Regions from separate parts of the Homo sapiens genome. Here region 1 is linked to region 2. The links are chromatin loops, found by intact Hi-C in ENCODE. Cell type or tissue: Calu3. All regions are shown on one strand. Links, peaks and the distances in the headings refer to the core of each region. The heading gives the core; the rest is flanking DNA.

What was found. Hi-C counts contacts between places; a loop is a spot of excess contacts. Peaks named below come from ENCODE experiments on the same cell type or tissue, not always from the same donor. Only the 100,000 strongest peaks of a DNase experiment are listed, where the experiment ranks them.
Region 1: a loop joins it to region 2, with 4 times the contacts of the local background. A loop is called at or near these places in 1 of 110 quality-filtered maps.

Annotation. Positions count from the first base shown.
Region 1 is chr6:50,088,555-50,097,098 of GRCh38, reverse strand. LOC100505985 (a long non-coding RNA gene) reads right to left here and starts at 3,491. Exons shown (of 2, transcript NR_187616.1): 1 at 3,268-3,491. In Calu3, for the core only: no CTCF peak of the experiment used is centred there; a DNase peak (open chromatin) is centred at 3,698.
Region 2 is chr6:50,038,710-50,047,253 of GRCh38, reverse strand. DEFB112 (defensin beta 112) reads left to right here. Exons shown (of 2, transcript NM_001369057.2): 2 at 3,453-5,155. The coding sequence ends at 3,679. Among named protein-coding and RNA genes, the nearest start is that of DEFB112, 6.9 kb to the left of the region's middle. In Calu3, for the core only: no CTCF peak of the experiment used is centred there; a DNase peak (open chromatin) is centred at 4,693.

The sequences.
Region 1 (8,544 bases), core at 277-8,276, 50 kb before region 2:
CTGGCTGGCTGAGTCACAACTTGGGCCCACGGAACTAACTAGTCAATTGGGTTGTTAACCTGCCTCAGGTATGAGAACCAACGGCTGCAAAGCCAGGTGAAAGTCTACATTAAATTCAATCAATTTTGAGACTCTACTATAAGTTGATATTGTTAGCACAGCAAAAAAAAAAAAAAAAAAAAAAAAAAAAAAAGACAAGTCATCTTCAGCCCCTGCCTTTAAAAAGCTTACAGATAGCTGTTACACAAGACAGGCAGTAATGTGCTTAAAATGAAATATAAGAGTGACTCTCAGAGGGTAGGGAGAAAGAGAGAAAGACTTGTTTGACTATTGGGATCAATACACATTTGCAGCCTTTAGGAAGCTTGTGGTTTCTGTATCTATGCCTTGTTATTGGTTGAATTTCTTACATAATTCAAACCATTCATTTAAATGAAATTCTGCACAATTTATGAACATAGTATAACAAAGAAATGTTGCTGATTTTTTTTCTCTCAGTGTCTCTGTCCCTTGAATACTCTCTGCTCTTTTTTTCTCTCTCTCAAAATAACATGTAAATGAACTGCCAGACTTCATTCCAAGTCAGCAAAGTGAGCAGATTTTATGTAATCCCTTGGCTCCTGGAAACTGCTCTATATCCAATAAGTAAAGGAGGCAAATATTTCACCAGTGTGTTATGACTGGTGGTTTGCAGGGTCATTTGGGTGTTTACAAAGTTAGAAAAGTGTATGAGGTGCTAAAGAGCAATTCAACATAAACAACATTATTCCTTAATGACATGATTTTTAAATGTTCCATAAACAATATTATTCTTTGATGACATGGTTTAAAAGTTATTAAAAGATGTTTGAGGTCAATTGTTACATTACTTATGGAAAGTGCCTATAAATATTGAACGAAGAATTTGATTTTTATAAGATTATAAAATGAAGCTATATTTCTATAAACTATCTAGAAAAAAAAACCTCAGGAAAATGAACTTTTCCTTCATTTTTTAACATTCACATCTTAAATGTTTTTTACTTAAGTTTTTAATTTGCAGTATAAAATGCACTGAAGAGAATATTAGCCATTTTCATAATGTGTCTTAAAAATAATTCTCTTTTGAAACTAGGAAAGGAAATCTTTAACCAAATATTCCGTTAGAAATATAGATATACTGAAGAAAAACAATTTGTAGGAAACTTGCCTTTATGCTTCCCTTCACTGTTTAAGTTCAAATTCCAGTCACTCAAATTGCAAAGTTTAATATGAAAATGATGGTAGAAATAGGCTCCAATGAATTTTACTACATTTTCCAGGCACAACCTCATAAGTTTTGTGGTGAGATGTAGTTTTGTTTTGATGATGACACACTTTGTTTTTTATTTAGAAACATGTCTCTTTAACCTACAGTGATATAGTGATACTTTCAAAATGAGCATTTTCAGAACTCATTTCAATTCAATAAATATTGCTCTTCAGATTGTCCCTTAAACGAAAATTGTCTCTTAATGCATAGTTTGAAACAAAACAAAATTTACAAGGAGTTGTTATTTTAAAATCTGTATACAATACACAATTCCTCAAATTTCAATTCTAATTATTTTTTTCTGAAAACCCACAACTTCCTCAAGACCTTGTGAAGATATAATGTATTGCCATTGTGCAATAAATAAGATAATCCAACAGTGAAATAAATTTCAATACAAAGTATGAGGAGTTGATGAAAGCAGAAGACATGAGGAATTTAAAAACAGAAAACTGCTAGACTCCAAGCATAAATATCCAACCATAGAGGCACATGTTTCAAAGCTTTTTAACTTTCCTTATTTAAAGAATTTCTTTACTGGGACACTTTATATTCAGCATTTCTCCCCTTAAAATAGAAAATGAGGAAAGAAGTAAAATATTAAATAGTAAAAGTATTTTAATTGTATAAGGGCTTTGGGTATTGAAAAAAACGAATTTCCTTAAAAATAATTTAAAAAATCTTCAGGATGATTTCTATTTCTACTTGCATTATATTATGTCTATGGGAGAAAAATTACTTCTTTGAACTTGTTTAAAGGAGTAATTGTTTAAACTTTTTAAGTATGTGCAGTTAGAATTTTTTTAGAATTGTTATTAGTATACTGAGCATATCTAATTTCAACAGGGCAAAATGACAAATATTAGTACAGTTTAAAAAGAAAACAAAGAGAAATGGTTCTCACTCATTCTTTATGTGTGTTGTGGATTTTTATATCAGTGTAGTTTGAGCGATATACATGGAACTTTAAAATGTATATTGTTTAGTTTTAAGCAACTAAAAACATTCAGACCTACCATTAGTTTAATGATTATCCTCAGTTTGTAGAAGATTCATTACCCACAGTAAGAAAATATGCTCACGTTTCTGCCTTGGGTTAATATTCCTTACTGGAACTTCAATGTATAGTGAAATAATTGCCTACCCTTCATATTTCAAGATTAAAATCAAATCTGAGGTATCTTTACAATTTGAAAGAAAAATTTCTTATTTCAAACTACAAATGAAGACATGCCGAACTAATAGCAAATTGTTTGCTTTTAACAATGTGTGTGTTGTGTGTGTCTGATATATATATTAATATGTGTGTATCTGATATATAATATATATTAATATATATATGACAAGTATATATATATATATATACACACACACACACAACACACACACACACGGCATGCAGTACACAGGAAACATTGGTGAAGCTTCCAAACTGTAAAATATTGTGAAGAGTTGACTCCTATTGGCTAGAAGCTATAGAATATCATGGCCAAACTGGAAGCTTGACACTAACAGTTTATTTTTTAAAAATTTCAAAATTAGCTAAAATAACAGACACACAAGCATATATTATACCCTGAACAGGGATAATAACCAAATATATGTGTGCAAGATCTAAAGACGGAGAGGAAATTTAGGGTCTATGTTTTTATTTGCTTAAAAGCAAACAATGTACAATTCAAAGTTCCAAAGCATATTTGCACAGACATTGTAATTATTAGCTCACTTTATCTCTGCTGGCTCAAAGTACTTCTCAGCTTTTTAATCACTTCTCTACTGGCACAGCTAATGTGCCTACAAGTTGTCTAGAATTTTAATATTGCTAAATTTAGTGATGCAAGTTGTGATTAAATTGTTGAAACTTGTTTAATGCAAACCCTGATTGAAAAGAATACATGCTTATTTAAGGAAAATGTACAACTTTGCAAAAATTATATAGAGCTATATATAGTCCCACATTTAACAGCTTTACCAACCTGCAAAAAAGTTGGTTCTTGTAGAAAACTGCCAGGCTATGTAGTCTGAAATCTGGAGTCGTAATACCAGAGAGCTGTCAGTCAGCCATCCATCCATCTAATTGGCTTCTTACCATCTTTCCATCATGTTTTTTTTATAACTGGTCGCCTCTGGCTAAAATGCAAATCATGAGGAAGAGCCGTCTAGAAAAAGCTGCTGCTTTCTTAATTATCTGTCAGAATATGGACCAGTGGACCCAGGGCCGCACTGTAGAGTTATGCTAAGCAGCAAGGCATCATGGGAATTGGAGTGACAGCTCATTTTCCTCCTGTGTTTTCTGTGTTCGAATGACAATGCAGAAATATGGGTTTTCCCACACTTTCTCTGAACACCTGGGCTATTGCTCAGGGGAGCACAAAGCCAAAACTGTCACATTTCCAGACATGGCCTTATTGCTGTCACTATGACAGGATTGTTGACAAATGCCAGCAGTCATCTCGGCATCTTGGGAAATGTCTGCCATGATTGTGTCAACAGCCTGACAGAAATTGTTAATGTTTAAACTTCTTCCACTGACAGAATCCTGTCTTGCTGACAATATTTGTCATATGAAACTCAATCTTTGTCAAACTTGCTTAAAAATTAACACTTTCTCAATTTATTTTTTTTTCTTCTGTTTTACTGCCTAGCAGTGCAAAATTTTAGCAATAAGATTTCAACAAGTTAACGTAACACAGTAATTTAGATCCACATTCCATCCAAATTCTCCAACCCATTATAACTTGTGGCCACTTTGTCCTTTTGACCTTTGTAGCCAGAATAATTAGGCATAAATACAGCATATATATAAATATATACACACACACACACACACACATATATACACACACACACATATATATGTATGCCTTAGGATTCAAACTTGTGAATTATTCAAGAGGTACAAAATACTATTTCTCAGTGTACGAGGTGGAAAATCAATTAAACTTTGTGGATGTTTTTACTTATAAGTAAATCAGTTGCAAATTTGAAGATATGCATTAACTAACTTTGACCTTTAAGCTGTTAAATTTTTATTCCATTATTTTGAATTTTGATTAAAAAATCAATCTGACAAGTTAAACAGTATCTTTTGCAGGAACTCAGCAAGTAGAGTTTTTTCTTTTTCTTTTTTTTATTTCACAAGTGATTTTGTCAAAAGTGGACTATTACAGGGATAGCCTTAACTTGCTAATTCTGATATATGTGTTAGAAACTATTTATGTGAGCAGTTTAAAGTATATTCATTTTTTAAAGGAACGTCCTTTATAAATTCTACAGGTGGCTCATTTTTTGAAATATTTTTTAATGAGACACAATGCTCAGATTACTAGAAGGTAGTTAAATTGTATCTGGCTGTACTAGAAATGCCCAGTCCTCCACAGGATGCTATATGTCTTAGACATGGTACAAAAAGAAAGAGCAATTGGTTAGCTGAATAATATTGTCCATCTGTCCCTGACAGAACAATTCTTGTCAAACTAAGAGTGACAACTTGTTAATAATGATATAACTATTATTAACAGTATTATTATTAGATAGTATGTCATAACACACAGTGGTATACATACATACGTGGTATACCCTTATACCAGTAGGGACATATTAAAATAATTTATTGTTACAATAGATATCTCCTAGAAAAATGGAATGTATCTGGTAGCACTACTTACTTGAATTGCTGCCAAACAGGATTTCCAGTTATATTATAGAAAATGAACAAAAACAGATACTGTCTAATTTACTGAAATAGGTAGACTTTTTATTATGCCTTTTAGTTTAATTTTTATTTGTCTTTAAAGACTTATATTATTTTTTCATATATTTTTTAAAAATTCAAACATTACCACAAGTAACTCCAGAAGTAGACTGTGATATGTTAGACCAGGAACTGACGAATTTGTTATGCAATAAATCAAATACAGGCACATCTTGGAAATATTGTGGGTTGAGTTCTAAACCACTGCAATAAAGCAAATATTGGAATGAAGCAATATTGTAATAAGGTGAGTCACACAATTTTTTTTTGTTTCCCAGTGCATGTACAAGTTATATTTACACTATATGGTATTCAATCTATTAAGTGTGCAATAGCATTATGCCTAAAAAACAGTGTGTATACCTTAATTTAAAAATATTCTATTGCTAAAAAATGCTATCAATCATAGAAGGCTTCAGTGAGTTATCATCTTTTTACTGGTAGAGGGTCTCATCTTGATGTTAATGGCTACTGACTGATTAGGGTGGTAGCTGATAAAGGTTGTGGTGGCTGTGGCAATTTATTTAAAAAAAGACAACAATAAAGTTTGCCATGTGGAGTAACTCTTCATAAAACATTTCTCTGTAGCATGTGATGCTGTTTGATAGCATTTCATCCACAATGGAATTTCTTTCAAAACTGGAGTCCATACTCTTGAAATCTGCTACTGCTTTATCAACTGAGTTTGTGAAATATTTTAAATCATTTGTTCTTATTTCAGGAGTGTTCACAGCCTCTTCACCAAAAGTAAATTTCATCTCGAGAAACCACTTGCATTGCCCATCCATAAGAAGCAACTCCTCAATTGTTCATTTTATCCTGACAATCCGGCAATTCAGTCAAATCGTCACTTCTAAGAAGAGGAGAATTACAATGCTTTGCTTTTAATTCTAGTTCTCTTGCTATTTCCGCTGCATCTGCAATTACTTCCTCCAGTGAAGTCTTGAATCCTTCAAAGTCATCCATGAGGGTTGAAAGCAACTTCCTCCAAACTCCTCTTAATGTTGATATTTTGATCTTTTCCCATGAATTATGAATGTTCTTAATGGCATGTAGACCTTGTGAATCCTTCCCAGAAGGTTTTCATTTTCCTTTTCCCAATCCACTAGAGAAATCACTATTTATGGCAGTATGGCAACTATAGCCTTATGAAGTGTATTTATTAAATAATAAAGTTTGAAAGTCAAAATTACTCTTTGATCTGTGGGCTAGAGAATAGATGCTGTGTCAGTAGTCATGAAAACAATATTAATCTCCTTGTATCTCTCCATCAGAGCTCTTGGTTGACCAGGTACATGTCAGTGAGCAGCAATATTTTGAAAGGAATCTTTTTTTCTGAATAGTCAGTCTCAACAGTGGGCTTAAAATATTCAGTAAACCATGCTACAAACAGATGTGCTGTCATCTAGGCCTTGTTGTTTTATTTATAGGGAACAGGCAGAGCAGATTTATTATACCTCTTAAGGACTCTAGGATTTTCAGAATTGTAAATGAGCATCGGCTTCAGCTTAAAGTCAGCAGCTGCATTAGCTCCTAACAGGAGAGTTAACATGTCCATTGAAGCATTGAAACCAGGCATTGACTTCTTTTCTCCAGCTATGAAAATCCTAGATGGTATCTTCTGATATAAGGCTGCTTCTTACACATTGAAAACCTATTCTTTGTGCAGCTACCTTCATCAATGATCTTAGCTAGATGTTCTGGATAACTTTCTGCAGCTTCTGCCTCAGCACTTGCTGCTTCACCTTGTACTTTTAATGAAGATGGCTCCTTTCCTTAAACCTCATGAACCAACCTCTGCTAGCTTCAGGATTTTCTTCTGCAACTCCATCTCCTCTCTTAGCCTTCATAGAATTGAAGACAGTTGGGGCCTTGCTAGGGAATAGACTTTGGCTTAAGGTAATGTTGTGGCTGGTTTGATCTTTGATCCAGACCTCTCAAATTTTCTCCACATCAGCAATAAGATTGTTTCGCTTTTTTATCATTTGTGTGTTCATTGAAAGTGTGTTCACTTTCAATTTCCTTAAAGAATGTTTCCTTCGTGTTTACAGCTTGGCTAATTGTTTGGCAAAGGAGACCTAGCTTTTGGCCTAGCTTGGCTTTCAACATGTCTTTCTCATAATAAAGCTTAATCATTTCTAGCTTTTGATTTAAAGTAAGATACATCTGATTCTTTCTTTTACTCGAATACTTACAGGCCATTGTAGGGCTACTATTTGGCCTAATTTCAATGTTGTTATGTATCAAGGAATAGGGAACCTTGAGGGCAGGGAGAGAGATTGGGGAGTAGCTGGTCAGTGGAGCAGTCAGAACACACACAGGATTTATCAATTAACTTTGCTTTCTTATATGTGTGTGATTTGCGGTGCTCCAAAACAATTACAATAGTAACTTCAAAGATCACTGATCACAGATCACCATAATAGATATAATAATAATGAAAAAGTTTGAAATATAGTGAGAATTACCAAAATGTGATACAGAGGCACAAAGCGAGCACATGCTGTTTAAAAAATTGCAGTAATAGACTTACTTGATGCAGGATTGTCACATATCTTCAATTTGTAAGTGACACAATATCTGTGAAGTGTCATAAAGCAAAGTGCAATAAAACAAGATATGACTACAGTAAATATTTTAGATTTTTGTCTCCAGTACAACTATTCAGCTCCACCATTGCAAAAGACATATAAGTAATGCCCTTTTAAAGATGGGCATGATTATAATAAAACTTTATTTCTAAAGGCAGGTAGAAGGTTGGCTTTGATCTGCAGGCTATGGTTTGCTGGCCCTTGTTTTAGACCAATCCCCGATTTCAAATTTTAGCTCTGCTGCCCATTAGCTGTGTGATGCTAAGCATACTTCATTTTATTATCTCAATTATTTCTCAAAATAACCCTTGTGTAATGCATTAATCTCCTCATATTACAAGTGAAACTTGATGGCTTATAGAGGTTAAGCCCTCAGACTTCCTAGGATATAAGAAGTAAACCTGGGATTCTAATATGAGTTTGTATAATTTCATAGCTTTCAGCTTTTTTGATTATGATATGTTGCTTATAACTCTCATTTACTTCTGAAATAGAATTCTAAGCCAAGTTTGGAGCCCAGAGGAAATAAAGAGAAAGAAAATGGGGAGGTGTGCAATGACCATTACAGATGATTTAGGGAAAACTGCTGTTCACCAACAGAATTGCTTCCTCTTTTGACAACACAGGGTTCTCTGCCTTCACCTGCACTAACACTAATCACCTACAATTGGCCTAGGCAATTGAGGGTAGTGCAATCATGGAAGGGGAAATGTGCCTCTTAAAGAGCTTTTAAATATGTAGAATCGTTCTCACTAACATTCAGGAAAAGCATTTGTAATGGTTAATTTTATGTTCAACATGACTGCACCATCGGATGCCCAGATATTTTGATTAAACATTATTTCTCAGTGTGCCTGTGAAAGTATTCCTGGATGAGATTAATTTTTTTGAATTGGGAAATGGAGCAT
Region 2 (8,544 bases), core at 188-8,187:
GCTCTGGCACCAGGCCGGATCTGACAGCCTCTGGCTCTAGGCCAGCCCATCAAGTCTCAGCTCACTGCCCCTCCAGGCCTGCCCAGTAGCCCTAGTGCTAGTTCAAGCCCCACAGACTCAGGCTAGGCCCAATAATCACACTCGGTTTCCAGAGTTTCTCTAGAGCTAGGCTGGCCCCAGTGTTCCTGGGCTCTGGATCCCCCCAACACCAAGCTGACCCCCAGGTTTCAGGCTTGTCCAAGAACAAGGTGAGCTCCACAGCCATAGTCATCAGGGAAGGACCTGTGGACTCAGCCCCGAGGCCAGCCTCGGTGGATACAGGCTCCAGGTTCACTCAGTACCTGGCCAGCTCATGTAACCCTAGGCTCACCTTTATTCCAAACCTATGTTTTAGGACCCATAGCCTTTAAAGGTTCTTCCCTCTTGTCCATTACACCACTTTACCAATCACTTCAATGGCAAAATTTCCTTCAGTTCTTGTATATCAGCTTAGTAGAGTCATAGAGTAGAATACAAACATTGCTACATATATAACTAGCAAAGGGCTTAAATCTAGAATATATTTTAAAATTCTAATAAATAAATAAGAAAATGCTAGGTAATTCAGCAGAAATATGAAAAAAAGACCTAAGCCACTTGAAAGAGTGAATAAACAACCTCTTTAAAGTGCTCATCCTCACTTGCAATCAAGAAAATGCTAATTTAAACCACGATAAACTACCACCATACATTCAACAGAACATTCAAAATTTGAAATCTATCCAACAGAAGATTATTCAATATGCTTCAAGAAACAGTACAAGAATGTTAAGAGCAGCCAAATTCTCCCTGTAGCAAATAACCTATATGATCATATAAAGTTTATTAGATAAAGTGAATGCTATGTATTAATGAAAATCAGTACTGCAAACTACATCCAACCACAAAGTTCAATTTTATGAATATAAATTTAAAAATCCAGAAACAAACAAACTGTATGATTCTCTCTAAGATACACACACACACACACACACACACACACACACACACACAGTGCTCCTCAATTCATGATGGAATTATGTCTTGATAAAGACATTTTGAGTTGAAAATATCATCAATTGAAAGTGGATTTAATACACCCTACTGGCAGAACATCATAGCTTAGCTTACCCTGGCTTAAACATGCTCAGAATACTTACATTAGCCTACAATTGGGCAAAATCATCTAACATAAAGAGTGTTTTATAATAAATTATTGAATATATCATGGAATGTGTTTGATAATGTACTAAAAGCATAAAACAGAATTGTTGTATGACTATTTGTAATATTGTATCCACTGAACGTATGTCTTTTTTGCACCATTCTGAGGATGAAAAATTGAGTCAAATTATTGTAATTCGGGGACTATCAGTATAAACAGTCATGTGCTGCAAAACAGTGTTTCAGTCTATGTTTAGATACATAAATACTTACCATTATGTTACAGTTGCCTAAAGTATTCAGTCCAGTAACAGGTGCCATTTTGTAGATCAGGAGTAATAGGCTATACCTTACAGCCTAGGTATGTGATAGGTTGTACCATCTAGATTTGTGTAAGTACAGTTTATGGTGTTCGCACAAGGACAGAATCACCTAATGGCACATTTCTCAAAACATATCCCTGTCCCTAAGTGACACCTGATTGTATACACATATGTACACATTTATTTGTATGTGTGTATATATATATTTGTGTGTATATCTAGATTTATACATATTTTATGTGTATACATGTTCAAAAGCAGGCATAAAAAATGCATAATTGAGGTATACAAATATTAATATAAAGCAAAGTAAGAAAGTTAGTGTTTAATTCAAGACAGTGATTACTCTTAGGGAAGAGGGAGGGGGTTATGATGTGGCATGAGGGTGTGAAGCTTCTAGTAATATCTTGTTTCTTGATGTAGGTAGTAATCTCATGGCTATTTCATTTACAGTGCTACATTAGGCTCTGCATTTATATTTTGTGTTCTTCTCTCAGAAGGAAATACCCCTTGTGATATGTTGCTTTGTGAACAGAACTATGCTGAGGCTAATCCAATTATGAAATGTACCTTTCATATCTCAGGGTAAATATGGGCTTGAAATATTATTATTACCATTATTCATATTACTATTACTATTTGCAAATAAAATACAATTATTAGCAAAGATAACTGCATAAAGTGCTGTCTCCTAGATGACTGAGTACACATCACTGCAAATCCAGAGTATGTTAAAAGGAATATCCTCTGATAGTGTAGTCTCAAAATCCTCAGTTATTTTAAATTCTTGCTGCAAAATTTGTGGGTAATATTACTACTTTATATAAAATGATATATATGTATTTTATTTAAAAAGATGGACACGAAAATGGTTAATTACAGAATAAAAAGGTTTTTGAGATGAAAGCATACTTACAGACATCAGTGATAAGGACTTGGTCATTTTTATCCACCTTCTGAAATATGTCCAGCAATGCATGCTTATATTAGTCGAGTAATGGTAGATATGTACTTCCTAAGACAGTCTCCTCCAGAATTTTTATTAAACTTTTTAATTAATTTAAAAATTATTATATAGATTCAAAACCTGGCTCTCCAGTGATATGTGCTATGTATCTGTGGAGATACAGAGAATAAATGAATATCTGCAACTACAGATCAGAACTTCTGTTAGTGACAGAGAGACCTTCTATCTAGGTACATACATCATTCCTTATACTTGTGGAAGTTACAAAGTCGAAGAAATTATGCTGTAAAGTGAGATTAGAGACATTTTTAAAAATTTTCTATAGCATTGGAAACTTCAGGATGAAAGAGAAAAATGGCAAAGTAGAACTAGAAAATTATGAGCCTTGCTGAAATGTTCACTATGTCCACAGCTTGTGGTTATTTACTATCTCCGTATTCTAATCACCCCAAAGTGTCTATTTTTTTAGCAAAACTTCTCTTGTGCTTGGCTCTAGGGTGCAAATCCAAGAGGAGATGAGATATTTAAGGAAAATAAAATTGTATCTTTCAATATTTTAGAACTGCTCAAGTCAGGTTAAAAAGAACAATGGAATCTTAAAAAGGAAGAGAACATTTACCACAGAACAGTACTAAGAATAAATAATAAATGAGAGGATGGAGATCGTCCCACTCATATCCAATGGTTCTAGTCAATGTACAAGACAGACAGAGGAAGATTAATACATTGCAAGCCCTTCAGAAATCCCTTATTGAGTCACTACAGAATTATTTAAACTGCATAAGAATGGAACCTCTACAGTTTAGGAACTGTATACTTGTTGGTTTCCTTGATTTTCTCTGATATGGACAAAAAAATTAAAGCAAATATCCATTTCCTTTATTTCTCCTCTGTTGTCTGTGATTACTCCCATGTCTTCTTTTAAATCTTGGGAGTTCCCACCTAGATTACTAATTCCAGCTGTTCTTGCCTTCTTTCAGCCAGAAGTGAAGGGCACCATATCACCTTTAGTAGGTGGAAGTCATGTACAGCGATTGGAGGTCGATGTAAAAATCAATGTGATGATAGTGAATTTAGGATTTCATACTGTGCAAGACCTACAACTCATTGCTGCGTGACAGAATGTGACCCTACGGACCCAAATAATTGGATCCCAAAGGACTCAGTAGGGACTCAAGAATGGTACCCTAAAGACTCACGTCATTGAAGAAATCCATGCACAAGAAGATGATACATCTGAATGAAGTCCTCTCATTATTTCATCACTTCATTAATGACCTATAATTTCCATGCATGCATACCTATAATGAATAAATAATTAAATAAAATATATTTCAGCTGGACATTTTTATAAACATTGTGCTTGCTTAGAAGAAAGAATCAGAATACAAAGCAGGGATTTGAACTCTGGAATAGAAGCAGCGTGGAGAAGAAAATCCATGATGGGACCGCTAAGTTTAGTGAGATTCTGGGGCCAATTCCTTATTTAGTGTGAAAAGCATATTATGAGTCATTAGTGAGGTATTATCAAGAATTCTTTGAGGAGACTCAGGAGTGGGGACAGAGTTGATAAGAGATGTGACCCCTGAACTAGTAAAAATCGTTGCAAGAAATTTGAAGGATTATGAAATCCTCATAACTTTCTCATATTGCTTATACTTCCTGGTTATACTTTTTCTCTCTTTTTTGAAAGAATTATGAAAATAAAAATAACTGATTTTTTTTCCAAGAATAATCTCAAAAGGTAGAATAGAGGGAGACTAGGTTGAGGAAGGAAAAGAAGAATGGTAAATCCCTGTAGCTTGTGGCAATAACGATAATGTGAAATTATGATTAACTTTTTTGTTTTGTTTTGCTTTGTTTCATGTTTTTAATGTTTCCACATATTATCAGATGATTCTTATCATGCTACTTATTGGTGTCTTAGTAAATTTTAAGTTTTTAAAAAATAATGTAACAGAATTATATATGTGTGTATGCATGCTCACACATATAATTTCTATTATAGAAATTTTTGTCATACCCAGGATTTATGTGGCAAGGATGTGTTAACAAAGGCTAAATTGTGGCCTTGAGGGAAAGGGTCAGCAGTTGGTCTTAATACCTCACCTAGATTAAAGATTTTCCCCTTATTCAAACATTTTGAAATATCAACTCTAAAAATAGGTGATGGTTTTGCAGGGCTTGGTATGTGCTAAGTATTACTTAAAGAATGTCCTCTAGGCTTTGTCCTTGGCTGGCAGCCTTGGTTATTATGTGACTTACAACCTGTGGACTAAGGCCACATGAAGAAAAGGGAGCTAGTCACTTAAAATTATGTGGTAACAAGGTATTTAAGTTGAGGCTACTTGTACCTGGTAGGTTTCTTATGCTGCTGTGACATATACACATTTCAGCTTTGGGTTAATCTTATAACCAAAACATATCCTGTACACAGTACCTGGGCACATAGGGAAAAGCATCTGGGTGTCCAAATTATATATGATATTCCTGATATGTATAATACTATGCTCTCTGACCAGTGTCAATTTGGAGCTAAATAACCCTATTTGCATCTTGTGATTTTGGTTTATGATCCAAACTCTGAACCCCACTTCAGGGGTCTCACAGTATACCTATACTATAATTTAATGTATCTGTGGTAGGATAGATGAAAATTATGAATAAAGCTGCTATAATTGTATTAATGTGTGCATTCATTATTAATGGTTATATACCTAGGAGTAGAGAAGTTTCAACATAAACTGTTTATATTATTATCTTTTAGAGATATTGACAGCAAAAAATGATTAGGGCAATTTAAGTTCCCATAAGCAGTGTACCACAGTTCCAGCTGGTCCACATTTTTTCCAATTTTAGCCCTTCTGTTGTGTGTGTAAATTCATATCATCTTGGTCTTTTGGTCTTATTTCCTTTTTCCTCTCCATTAATGATGTTGATAACTTTTCCATAATTGATGTTGATACTGGCCATTAGAGATGCTCTTTTGTGAATTTGTATTTGAGTCTTGGCGACATTCTTTTTTTTTTTTTTAGTGGTTGTACCTCTTTATCCTGTTGATTTGTAGGAGTTATAAAACATTAAGTCATGATAAAAATATCAGTAAAATGAGGACAGAGGAATCACTTTAAACTGATAATGTTTTACCTATACCAAAAGCCACATCAAATGCCATATTTTACAGTGGATTATTGAACACTTTCACCCAAGTTCAGAAATAAACAAAGAATGTTAATTTATCAATACTTCCATACAACATTATACTAGAGGATTGCACCAGTGCTGTAAGTTAAGAATAGGACAAATAGTATAAGCAGTGGAAAGGAGGAAATATAGCTGTCATTATTCACATGTAACATGATTAGATATCTACTTTTTTAATATCTAGAAACTAATAGAATTAATACATCAATTCAGCAAAGTCACTAAATAAAGTCAATACAAAAAGTAAATTATATTTCTAGGCACTAGAATCAAATTGAAAACAAAATTTTAAAATGACACATTTTAGATTATTAGATATTTAAAAATAATTCCAACAAAAATGGCATCTCAAGCTACAAAATATTGTGGATAGAAATTACAGACATAAATAATTAAAGGGATATTATCTAAAACAGCCCATATTCAAATCGTCCTAATTTTTCACTAATGTCCTTTATAGTTGTGAGGCTTTTACTCTACAGAAAGTGAGGGGAGGAAAAAAAAAAGCAAAGGGAAATATAATTGTTGGCCACTTTCTTTGTTTCCTGTAAACATTTTTTCCAAACTCTGAGTATCAGTTGCCAGAACTTCTGAAATGTGAATTTAAGATCAGCAGTGAGTACTAGAACTTTGTAATTAGAGAGAGACAGCACACAGCTTGTGGCTCCAAGGAAAAGGAAGTGATGGAGAACTTTGGTGAGAGTTTGTTACCTTATCCATGAACTGAGATCCATGTGGGCGGATGGGAGATTTGATGTCATGTGGCTCTGCTAGATTTAAGGTAAAGGTAACAGATGATAAATTAGCTTTTTCCACTTCAAGCTAGCTTTTTCTGTCTCACAAGCCAGCTGAGTCTTGTAAGCAAAAATAAAAGTTATTGTGGAAGTTCTTCATCTTTATAAAAATATATCTATCTACACTTTTTTTCCGGTGATCTTTCTGTTATGGAATTGCTAGATTTATCTTGCTATTCTTTTCTAAAAAGTCTGCCATGCACTTTTATTGAAATAAAGAATAAAGATTTTTAATGGATAAAGTAAAAAAATAATTTGTATGACAAATAAATAGAATTCCTTCATTGGTCTAAAGGGAATTCTATTCTCTACTTGACCAGCAAAGATAATATACACAATATTTTTACCATTTTTATTACACAGGATAATGAGGTTTTGATAGGTTCAAAATAATTAGATTCCATATTCTTAATTGACTAGATCATTTCTTTAACCTATAGCTAGTGAAGAGAATCCAGTTTGTTTGGTATCAAACATAGAGATGAAAAAAATAGGATAAGAAGTTTAAAAGTAAGAGAAAAAAGACTTTTTCAACCTGAAATTTGACATAAGACAATTTCTAAATCTCCAATAGTTTCAAATTTAATAACTATCTTCTGCTTAAATTTGAATGATATTACTTTGCATTGCTTTTTCTTATAATATGCTTTTCCAAGAAACCATTCGGCTTGATTAAGAAGATAGCATTAGGAGAAATACCTAATGTAAATGACGGGTTGATGGGTGCAGCAAACCACCATAGCACATGTATACATATGTAACAAATCTGCATGTTCTGCACATGTACCCCAGGACTTAAAGTATAATAAAATAAATGAAAAACATTCCAGTTAAGCGATCTGGCTTTGGAGTTAGATGGACAGGGATTAAAATTCCAACACTGTCACATTTCCTTCAAATTTACAGAAGTTACTTATTTTTGTGAAACATTTCTTTTTATTTTTATAAATTAAAAACATTTTTAATGAGCTCTGAAGGCTAATTGAAATAATGTACAAAAACCGAAATTGCTACCTGGAAATTTTTTAACATTCACTGAAATTGTAAGTAATCTTTGCTGGACTTCACATTTTGGCCAATTAACAAGTGCCAGATCACGATCACATAATGGGGGAAACCTCCCAAATGATTCAATTGTCTCCCACCAGGTCCCTCTCACAACACGTAGGAATTATGGCAGCTACAATTCAAGGGGAGATTTGGGTGGGGACACAGCCAAACCATATCATGTAGGTAGGACTTATCACCTATGTAATAATACCTTAAACATTTTTCAATCTGAATTCATCCATTAGGGAAAAAAATCAGACAAATACAAAAGGAAAGATGTTCTGAAATACTGGCCTGGAATCTTCAAAACTGTTAACACAATGAATGACAATGAAAGTCTGGGAAGAGGAACTATTCTAGATTAATGGAAAATAAGGAGACATGACAACTATATAACAGGTAATCCTTACTGAGTGCTCATTCAGATAAACTAAAACATTATAAAGACCACTGTGAAAATTTGAACACAGACTGCACGTTAAAAATATGTATCTTATAAAAAATAAATTACTTGAATGGGAAAATTTTATTGGAGTTATGTGAGTATCTATGTTCTTAGGAGATACATGCTAAACTATTTACAATAGATGTGATAAGTGTTATGATGTCTGTGACTAACTCTTGAATTATTTAGCAAATAAAAATATAAATGTATTTTATAAGTGCATAAACATATACGTGTGTGTATATACAAATACATATATAGAGAGATGCATATAGATGGGAGTTAGTGAATTTAAAATGTGCAAAAAGTGAGCAATTGGTGAGTTTAGGTGAAGGGAATATAGGAGGTAATCATAACATTTAGTGACTTTTCTGTGAGTTATAATTTTTAAAATAAAATGTTAAAAATTGAGTAAGAAAATAATAAATTAAGCAATCTCCATATATTTGAAAAAGAAAAATTATAATAAAACTTAAAATTGCTTAAAAATTTATTTGCTATATATCAATATTGTAGCAAAAAATTGTTTAGGGAAAAATGCATGGCTTTAAATGAGTATACAAGGAAGAAAGAAAAGGT